Linked DNA regions of Homo sapiens: region 1 is linked to region 2. Evidence: read pairs that join two places in POLR2A ChIA-PET (ENCODE). Cell type or tissue: Panc1. All regions are shown on one strand. Links, peaks and the distances in the headings refer to the core of each region. The heading gives the core; the rest is flanking DNA. Region 1 overlaps ATF1 (activating transcription factor 1). Region 2 overlaps DIP2B (disco interacting protein 2 homolog B).

Region 1 (5,382 bases), core at 260-5,259, 230 kb before region 2:
CTCAAAAAACAAACAAACAAATAAACAAACAAACAAAAAAAACAGAAAAAGAAAACAGCTGAAATCTCTTATCTGATTCTACATTAATTATGTTATCATACATTGTTTTGGTTGAATTATATGAAGAAAATCTGCCCTCACATAGATATGCAATTAGAAAAGATGTGTAGTGTTTTAAAAGCCTTTTCATTTCATTGTATTCTTTGATACAGCAGCAAAACTCAGCAAGTTATAGTTTCTTAAAGGTTATTTGCCATGTACAGTCTGAACTTTGTGTATTGTTAACATTAAAATCCGTTAGTCTCATCTTGCACTTTAAATGGCTCTTACACTCATGCATGATTTTTTTTTTTTTTTTTTTGGAGATAGGGTCTCACTCTGTCACCCAGGCTGGAGTGCAGTGGCATGATTATAGCTCACTGCTGCCTTGAACTCCTGGGCTCAAACAATCCTCCTGCTTCAGCCAAGTAGCTGTTACTACAGGTGTTGTAGTGCCACCACACCCAGCTAATTTTTAAAATTTTTTGGCCGGGCACGGTGGCTCACGCCTGTAATCCCAGCATTTTGGGAGGCTGAGGTGGGTGGATCACCTGAGGTCAGGAGTTTGAGACCAGTCTGGCCAACAGGTGAAACCCCGTCTCTACCAAAAATACAAAAAATTAGCTGGGTGTGGTGGTGGGCGCCTGTAATCCCAGCTACTCGGGAGGCTGAAGCAGGAGAATCGTTTGAACCCGGGAGGCGGAGGTTGTAGTGACCCGAGATCGTACCACTGCACTCCAGCCTGAGCGACAGAGCGAAACCCTGCCTTGAAAAACAAAAACAAAAACAAAGAAAACAACTCTAAATACAGTTAGGCCTCTTTATTCATGGGTTCTGCATCCATGAGTTTCACATCTGTGGATTCAACCAACCACAGATTGAAAATATTCAGGAAAAAAAATTTCTCTATACTGAACATGTACCGACTGTTTTTCTTGTCATATAGTATAACTATTCACATAGCATTTACATAGTATTAGGTATTAAAAGTAATCTAGAAATGATTTAAAGTATACAGGAAAATATGTAGGTTATATATAAATACCATGCCGTTTTCTATCAGGGGCTTTAAGCATCACAGATCTTGGTATCTGTGGACGTCCTGGAACCAGTCTCCCACAGATACTGAGAGATGACTATATACTTCGTTTAAAAGAAAATAAAACTAAATGATCTTGACAAGATATTTAAAGTCCACCTTCTTTTCTTATATTTTAACATTTTATACAGTCTTTTTTGCTTGTTTTTCTATTTTATTTTTTATTTATTTATTTTTATGATATGGAGTCTCGTTCTATTGCCCAGGCTGGAGTGCAGTGGCATAGTCTGTGCTCACTGCAACCTCCACCTCCCAGGCTCAAGCGATTCTCCTGCCTCAGCCTCCCGAGCAGCTGGGATTACAGGCAACCGCCACTGCACCTGGCTAATTTTTGATTTTTATTAGAGACAGGGTTTCGCCATGTTGGTCAGGCTAGTCTTGAACTCTTGACCTCGTGATCCGCCCGCCCTGACTTCCCAAAGTGCTAGGATTACAGGCGTGAGCCACTGCGCCTGGCCTTTGCTTGTTTTGTTTTTTTTTTTTTTTAACATTAATGCCAGGTCTGGTGGCTCACACCTGTAATCCCAGCATTTTGGGAGGCCAAGGTGGGTGGGTTACCTGCGGTCAGGAGTTCGAGACCAGCCTGGCCAACATGGTAAAACCCCATCTCTACTAAAAATACAAAAAATAGCCAGGCGTGGTGGCAGATGCCTGTAGTCCCAGCTACTTGGGAGGCTGCGGTAGGAGAATTGTTTGAACCCAGGAGGTGGAGGTTGCAGTGAGCCGAGATCATGCCACTGCACTCCAGCCTGGGCAACTAGAGCAAAAATCTGCCTCGAAAAAAAAAACCCAAAAAACAAAAACCAAAATAAAACACATTAATAATCAGTCTGAAACGAGATTAATCTGCATATAAAATATTCCTAACAAGCTCAGTATTTTGGCCAGTCCCTCCCTTACCTGTTGAGCAATATGAGAAATGTGAGCTCCCTGAACTGCTGAACCAGGTTGAGGTGCTGTCTCTGACGTGGTACTCTTGTGGGAATCTTCCATAATCAACTATAAGGGGGAAAAAAGTCCGTTAAAATTAAATATGATACAGAATGTTTACAGTATACTATAGAATCATATAAAAATTGATCATTTAGTTGCCTCAATGGAAAAGAACTGGTAGCAATGGTATAGAGATAGAAAGGGGACTGTGCATTTTCTTTAAATTTTTTGAATTTTGGCCCACAAAAACATGTTTAAGTTTAATAAAAGGCACATATAAACATAAATTATGATGACTAAGTTTGCAAACGTTATCCCATTGAAGAATGATGACAGTCCTCCTGTCTATGGACACAAACATATCTGTCTCTAGTCTAGGGAAGTTTCTAAGTGTACATATAGTTTTTTATATAGAGAATTTACTGAGTAAAAGTTGAACAAATAAATAAAACTATACCTAAGGAGGTTCTAAATAAGTTCTAGAAAACTTAGATAATCAACTTCAGGATATGTAGGCTAGGTAAGAATGAGAATAAATGAGCTATGAGAGATCAAATACGGCAAATAGGGAGAGAACCACTAACAAGCTGGTAAAAGATTTAGACAGAATTTAATGTTTTTAAAGGTTACCTGGAAAGGCCAAAAAAAAAAAAAAGAGAGAGGGCTAGCCAGAAAGCTTATGAAAAGATGCTCAATATCACTATTAAGGAAATGCACTGAAAACTACAACGAAATATCACCTCATACATACCCATTAGAATGGGTAATATCAAGACACAGAAAATACTAAGTGTTGGCAAGGATGTGGAGAAACTGGAACCCTGGTACACTACTGTGCTGGTGGGAATGTAAAGTGGTACAGCTATTATGGAAAACGCTATGGCAGTTCCTCAAACAAAAATAGAGCAATTTCACTTGGTGGTGTATATATCCAGAAGAATTGAAAGCACGGTCTCAAGGAGAAGAATATTTGTACACCTATGTTCATGGCAGCATTATTATTCACAATAGCCAAAAGGTGGAAGCAACCCAAATATTCATCAGTGGATGAATTGATAAATAAAATAGTGACTGTACATACAATGGAATATTGTTCAGCCTTAGGAAGAAACTCCTGTCACATGCTACAGCATGGATGAACCTTGAGCATATTGTGCTAAGTCAAATAACCCAGTCATAAAAATACAAAAACTTTATGATTCCACTAACTTGACGTATCTAGAGTAGCAAAACTCCACAGAAACAGGAAGTAGAATGGTGGCTATCAGGGACTAAGGGAAGGAGCAAATGGAGAGCTGCTGTTTAATGGGCATGAAAAAGTTCTGGGCTGGGCATGGTGGCTCAAGGCCGTAATCCTAGCACTTTGGAAGGCCAATATGGGCGGACTGCCTGAGCTGAAGAGCTCAAGACCAGCCCTGGGCAACATGGTTTCTACTAAAATACAAAAAAAATTAGCCAGGGGTGGTGGCAAGCACCTGTAATCCCAGCTACTTGGGAGGCTAAGGCACGAGAATTGCTTGAACCCGGGAGGTGGAGGTTGCAGTGAGTGGATTGTGCCACTGCACTCCAGCCTGAGTGACAGAGGGAGATTGTCTCAAAAAAAAAAAAAGTTCTGGACATTGGTTGTACACACTGTGAATGTACTTAACACTATAGAACTGTATGTTTAAAAATGGTTAATATGGCCAGGCGCGGTGGCTCACGCCTGTAATCTCAGCACTTTGGGAGGCCGAGGTGGGTGGATCACGAGGTCAAGAGATCGAGACCATCCTGGCCAACATGGTGAAACCATGTCTCTACTAAAAATAAAAAATTAGCTCGGCACGGGGGCAGGTGCCTGCAGTCCCAGCTACTCAGGAGGCTGAGGCAGGAGAATCATTTGAACCCGGGAGGTGGAGGTTGCAGTGAGCTGAGATCGTACCACTGCACTCCAGCCTAGTGACAGAGTGAGACTCTGTCTCAAAAAAAAAAAAAAAAAAAAGGTTAATATGGCCAGGTGTGGTGGCTCACGCCCATGATCTCAACACATTGGGAGGCTGAGGCACAAGAATAACATGAGCCCAGGAGTTTGAGACCAGACCTGGCAACATAGTGAGAGCCCGTCTCTACAAAAAATAAAAAATTAGCTGGGCGTGGTAGTATGCCCCTGTAGTCTCAGCTACTCAGGAGGCTGAGGCGAGAGGATTGCTGCAGCCCAGGAGTCAAGGCTGCAGTAAACTGAGATCACACTACCGCACTTCAGCCTTGTCTCAAAAAAAAAAAAAAAAAAGATAGTAAATTCCACGGTACGTATATTTCTCCACAATTAGAGAGAGAGAGGGCAGCTAGGTAGCTGCCAGGCTTCATTGAATTAATAACTGTGGAGTTTAAGCCTACATATTTTCTTCTTCCTTTTTTCTAAGTCAGAAAACATTTTTTTTTTTTTGAGACAGGGTCTCACACTGTTGCCCAGGCTGGAGTGTAGTGGTGCAACCTCGGCTCACTGCAGCCTTGACCTCGCAGGCTCAACCCATCCTTCCACCTCAGCCTCCTGAGTAGCTGGGACTACAGGTGCATACCACCATGCCTTGTTAATTTGGGGGGGGTCTTTTCTGTACAGATGGGGTTTTGCCATGTTGCCCAGGCTGGTCTTGAATGCGTAGGCTCAAGTAATTACTGTCTGCCTCGGCCTCCCAAAGTGCTGGGATTACAGGTATAAGTAAACATGCCCAGCCCAAATTCATTTTTAACAAATGAATTGAAGCTCTTGTTTTTAGTCAATGGAGAAAAGCATGAAATCGCTTCAGACAGAAAGTAGTTTAAATTTTTTTTCCCCTCAAATACACCACTAGTCTTTTTCTTCTTACATGGAAAATACACAATAGAAAGAAAAAAGGATGACAGATATTAATCACATTATTGTCTAATTTCTTTTAGTCTTCTATTTCCACAACTTCTTAAAGTCATAACCATACTACATGTACTACTTTGTATCCTCATATTTTGTATCCTGTTTTCATTTATCATACATATTTTCTAGGTTTTAAATAGAAACATATTTAAAGGCTACATAGGCTGGGCAGTGTGGCTCATGCCTGTAATCCCAGCATTTTGGGAGGCCGAGGTGGGCAGATCATCTGAGGTCAGGAGTTCGAGATCAGTCTGGCCATCACAGTGAAACCCCATCTCTACTAAAATTACAAAAAATCAGCTGGGTATGGTGTCGCATGCCTGTAATCCCAGCTACTCAGCAGGAGAATCGCTTGAACCCGGGAGGCAGAGGTTGCAGTAAACTGGGATTGCCCACTGCCCTCCAGCCTGGGCAACAGAGC
Region 2 (5,382 bases), core at 295-5,294:
CCAGGCTGGTCTCAAACTCCTGACCTCAGGTGATCTACCCTCATCAGCCTCCCAAAGTGCTGGGACTACAGACATGAGCCACCACGCCCGGCCTCAAATCTGGTCTTTAAAATACTTCATGTTCTTTCTTTCTTTTTTTTCTTAAAGACAGGGTCTCACTCTGATTGCCCAGGCTGGAGTGCAGTTGTGCAATTTCAGCACACTGCAGCCCTGACCTCCCCAGGCTCAGGTGATTCTTCCACCTCAGCCTCTCAAATAGCTGGGGGTACTACAGGCAAAGACAGGGTTTTGCCATGTTGCCCAGGCTGGTCTTGAACTCCTGGACTCAAGCAATTCACCCACCTCGGCCTCCCAAAGTGCTGGGATTATAAACGTGAGCCACTGTGTCGGACCATCTTTCTGGAAATACTACTGATAAACCTTAAATCTGTAGCTGAATGGAATTCCTAGAAGAACAACATGTTACTAGCTTTAAGATTTATGTCCGCAGTATCTGCCACTGGGCTACAGTAGTATTTACTAACTGCAGAGAAGCGGGCTGCCTCTGGAGTAACAGCCTCCACAAGCACTGACTAAGAAACCACTCCCTTCCCACTGAAGCAACACTGTTTCGAATCTGGTTCTACCAGGCCTATTCGTTTCCTTCTGTTTAAGATAATTTTCAATAGAGTAAAATGAATCATGAGGGATGGAAAAGTCTGTTAGGTTATCTAGACCATTCCCCTCAGGACCCTAGAACATGGAAAACTTTTATAGAGCTATTAATAAACTAATGGTTATGAATATCTTAGAGTCTAATCGTTCTTTTAGACTGGGTGCCTCTCAAACATTCATAGTTAGATTCTGAGTACTTCAATTTCTCAATTCAGTTGTGAATGTCCTAGCCTCATGAAAAAGATGAATGAAAAAAAAAATCAATGAAGAAACTGGCCAATAAAATGCAGGAAGCTTCAATTTTCAAAATTCCAGCTGGCCCCACGAGTACACTGTTAGTAAGCCCTGAATTTAAAACCCAAGAAATCACATGGAAATTTTAAAAACTTAACGTTATCCATTACATACAAAACTAATCAGGTCCAAAAAGCAAAATTCACAGTTTCTAGGCGTTTCATTTTCCTTCACTGGACAAGGCACTAACACAGGGCAAAATGGCTGCCATCCCGCTGGTTAAAGCAGGAATACTCAAGGCTCAGATTTAACTTGCAAACCCCAGAGCTCCTAGAAAATCAAAAAGTGCCAATAACACAGAAGAGAGGGTTAAGAAAATTTCCAAATTTCATACAACTAGGTACCTTGATTGTTAAATTTGGAATAGGACTTTTCCTTAGTTATATAAGGAACTTAAATCTCTATCTAAAAAAGAAAAAAACAAAAAATTTAACAGAATGAAACATAATTTTGTGCACACAGACTTAAGCTATCTATTTATAAGTGGCCATGATAAAATGAAGTTAAACAGGCTACCAATGTCATATTAAACAAAAAATGCAGAAATCATGAACAACCACATGGCTTTTTTTTTTTTTTTTTTTTTTTTAAGATGGAGTCTTGCTCTTTCACCAGGCTGGAGTGCAGTGGCACTATCTCAGCTCACTGCAACCTCTGCCTCCCAGGTTCAAGTGATTTTCCTGCCTCAGCCTCCCAAGTAGCTGGGACTATAGGCACACGCCACCACACCTGGCTAATTTTTATTATTATTTTTTTTGAGACAAGAGTCTTGCTCTGTCACCCAGCTGGAGTGCAGTGGCGCGGTCTCAGCTCACTGCAAGCTCCACCTCCCAGGTTCACGCCATTCTCCTGCCTCAGCCTCCCGTGTAGCTGGGACTACAGGCACCCGCCACCATGCCGGGCTTATTTTTCGTATTTTTAGTAGAGACAGGGTTTCACCGTGTTAGTCAGGATGGTCTCAATCTCTAATTTTTGTATTTTTAGTAGAGACGGGGTTTCACCATATTGGCCAGGATGGTCTTGATCTCTTGACCTTGTGATCCACCCACCTCGGCCTCCCAAAGTGCTGGGATTACAGGCATGAGCCACCGCGCCCAGCCCTTTTTTTTTTTTTTTAAACCAGCCCCCACTTTCGTCCCTGACTCTTGCTCAATAGAAGAATTCCAATTTGTAGTCCAAAACCGAAGCAGCTGTACTCAAAGTTTCACTACTCCGGAATAGTTTCCTCACTTAGTTTCAAAGGTCACATAGGTGGCTAATTACATAAAATTTAAACTTTAACTCGGGGTTATGAATAAGCTGTAACCTGTGTGAAGGAAACCTGAACACACATTACTGCAACACTAGAAAACTGCACATTTTCTGAACAAATCCTGTCACTTCTTAAAGAATTTAAGAACTGTACCTTGTGATGTGCAGAAAAACACCTCTTAGTATCTTACACTTTAAAAGTGCAGGCCAAGGCCAGGAGCAGTGGCTCATGCCTGTAATCCCAGAACTTTGGGAGGCCAAGGCGGGGAATTACCTGAGGTCAGGAGTTCAAGACCAGCCTGGCCAACATGCCGAAACCCCATCTCTACTAAAAATATAAAAATTAGCCAGTCGCAATGGCAGGTACCTGTAGTCCCAGCTACTTGGGAGGCTGAGGCAGGAGAATCCCTTGAACCCGGGAGGCAGAGGTTGCAGTGAGCCGAGACCGTGCCATTGCACTCCAGCCTGGGCAACAGAGCAAGACTCAGTCTCAAAAAACAAAAAAATTAATTAAAAAATAAATAAATAAAATAAAAATGTATGCCAATACCATGCATTCTGTAGCTTAATTGAATGTCAGACTGCAGTTACTCTGTATTTTGTGTGTCTGTGTATATATACACATATACACAACATACATGAGTATGCATACAAATACAAACATTTTTAAAGGACATCGTTGTTAAAAGTTAAAGTAGCTAGCTGGATCCTTATCTCCCTTTTCCTGCTCTCCATTAATTTTTAGTTTTTTCTTAAGATCATTTTATTTGAAAAATATCAGAAAAGCATACACAAAAAAAGTATCACTCATAATTATCACTTTTTTTGGAAGTATACCTAATAAGAAGTAAAAGTTCCTTACTCTAACCCCTCTAAACCCAATTCTAGATGAAATTGCCACTAAAATCAATGCGTTTTTCCTATGTATAAAAATATATACACATTTTATTTATTTTTATTCTTTAAAAGGCAGGGTCTTGCTCTGTTTGCCCAGGCTGGAGTGCAGGAGTGCTGTCCTAGCCCACAGCAGCCTTGGACTACTAGGCTCAAACAATCCTCCCATTGCAGCCTCCCAAGTAGCTAGAACTACAGGCATGCACAACCATCCCTGGCTAATTTTTGTATTTTTTGTAAAGATGGGGTCTCACTACATTGCCCAAGTTGGTCTCGAACTCCTGTCCTCAAGCAATCCTCCTGCCTCAGCCTTCCAAAGTGCTAAGATTACAGGCATGAGCCACTATACCCAGCTCACACCCTTTTTAAAAAAAGAAATGAAATCATGCTATACATAGTGTCACAGCCTATTTTCACTTAATATATTACAGATATTTTTTAGCTCAGTACATTTATAGCTCTAGCTCTTTTAGTAGACTTATTTTTTTTAGCAGTTTTAGGTTCACAGCAAAATTGAACAGAAGGTACAGAGATTTCTCTCATACACTCTGCCCCCACACACTCTAGCTCACTTTTTTAACGGAAGAATAGTAAGAATAAATCATAATTTCACTATTTTTCTATTGACAAGTGTTTAAGTTGTTTCCATCTTTTGTTCTTACAAATAATACTTCGATTAATATCTCTCTACATATGTTTTTACCATTCATCCTATTGAGGGACAGATTCCTAGACATATAATGTTGGGTGCCAGGTTACACAAAATTAACCCTGCTTTGAGTTACTGTTAAATTAGCTTCTAAAAAAAGATGGTATCAATGAATATTTCCACTAAGTATTTTTAAATTACTCTAGTGTTGTACAGTCATCATTCAATTACTTCCCAGAAATATTTCACTGTTTTAAGCCAAACTTTAATTTGTATTACCAACTGAATCAATAATCAATCATCAAAGTTAAACATACAAGTTTATTGCCTCTATATAAAGGGCCCCTGTCCAGTAGAAAACGAAATTCATTGTTTAGAAAGTGATGTTTTCACTGAAGCCAAGGAAAGAAAGGATTTCACCAAAGTTGGTGGTTAATAGTACCACGAAGGTCAAAAAAGAAGGGAGTAAAAATAAGGAGGTAAGGTGAACCGAACCTCCGAGTAAGCAGTTTCAGAAAAGTAGTAAATACAGCCAAATAGAGTGGTATATTTTTTAATTGTTTTGTATTATAGGTAATGTGTTTCTAAATTATTTATACATAAAACCAGTTATAACTTGACAAGAGATGTCTCATTTATTTTTCTTTCTTTACTGCCTCCTACATTGGCCCTGAAAAGTGAAACATGGGGCTGTGATAAGTTCATAATACGTTTTAAAAATATTCCTATTTAAGAACAGCCCACTCCCTCCTCGTCCCTCCTCTCCCATACAAAAAAAAGGGACAGAACTAACATTTACTGGGCACCTATTATCTATCTGCAAGGCAATCAGGAAATACTTTGCATGCATTAATGTATTTAATCCTAGCAAGAATGTGACCTCCTATTTTCCAGATAAGGACATTGAGAGGCCCAGAGAACAAAATAACTTGCCCAAAAATAAGTGCTAGAAAATCTACATTGGTCTGGTTCTTCACTCTGCTTCACTTACAGAAGGTAAATATGTGGAACATATGTCACCCCTGCAACAATTACTATTCAGTGACAGGACTTCTGAATCACTGATCTCAGGCATGGCCTCAGAATTCTTCACAACTCATGTAACAAACATTTACATGTACCCCCTGAACCTAAAATAAAAGTTGAAATTTTTTTAAAAAAGAATTTTTCACAACACGGAACTCCCACCAACAGGGGAGGAATAAGCATCTAAAACTATATGCTGTACCTGAAGTAAACCATGCCGCCTCTCACTTGATACTAGTTAACGATATTTCTGAACAGCAGGACCAACTTTTGCTATACTTATGCATATTTGCACATGTGTGCATATACAATAAGCTGTCTCCATCTTATGTGAAGAAGGAAGTACATCTGGTTGGCAGGGATTAGAATAAGATAATACAATCAGTGCAGAATGGAAACAAAGTTGACAGGCACTGCCACCTGCTATATTCAGTTGTACTCATTTCCACAGAAAGAACTGTAAAATGAAGAGAAGGAATTCTGCTTTTATTTCTACCATGCTATACACAAGTCCTCAATAAATCTTATTTTAGGCCGGGCACAGTGACTCACAGCTATAATCCCACACTTTGAGAGGCCGAGGCGGGTGGATCACTTGAGGTCAGGAGTTCAAG

The links. Peaks named below come from ENCODE experiments on the same cell type or tissue, not always from the same donor. Only the 100,000 strongest peaks of a DNase experiment are listed, where the experiment ranks them.
Region 1: POLR2A ChIA-PET joins it to region 2 with 5 read pairs; 3 of 35 experiments call an interaction of 5 or more read pairs at or near these places.

Annotation. Positions count from the first base shown.
Region 1 is chr12:50,776,895-50,782,276 of GRCh38, reverse strand. It overlaps ATF1 (activating transcription factor 1), which reads right to left. Exons shown (of 7, transcript NM_005171.5): 2 at 2,039-2,137. The coding sequence starts at 2,131. Among named protein-coding and RNA genes, the nearest start is that of ATF1, 15 kb to the right of the region's middle. In Panc1, for the core only: no CTCF peak of the experiment used is centred there; no DNase peak of the experiment used is centred there.
Region 2 is chr12:50,545,853-50,551,234 of GRCh38, reverse strand. All of the region lies in intron 1 of DIP2B (disco interacting protein 2 homolog B), which reads right to left. Among named protein-coding and RNA genes, the nearest start is that of DIP2B, 44 kb to the right of the region's middle. RefSeq lists a silencer at 415-709. In Panc1, for the core only: no CTCF peak of the experiment used is centred there; no DNase peak of the experiment used is centred there; H3K27ac peaks cover 758 bases.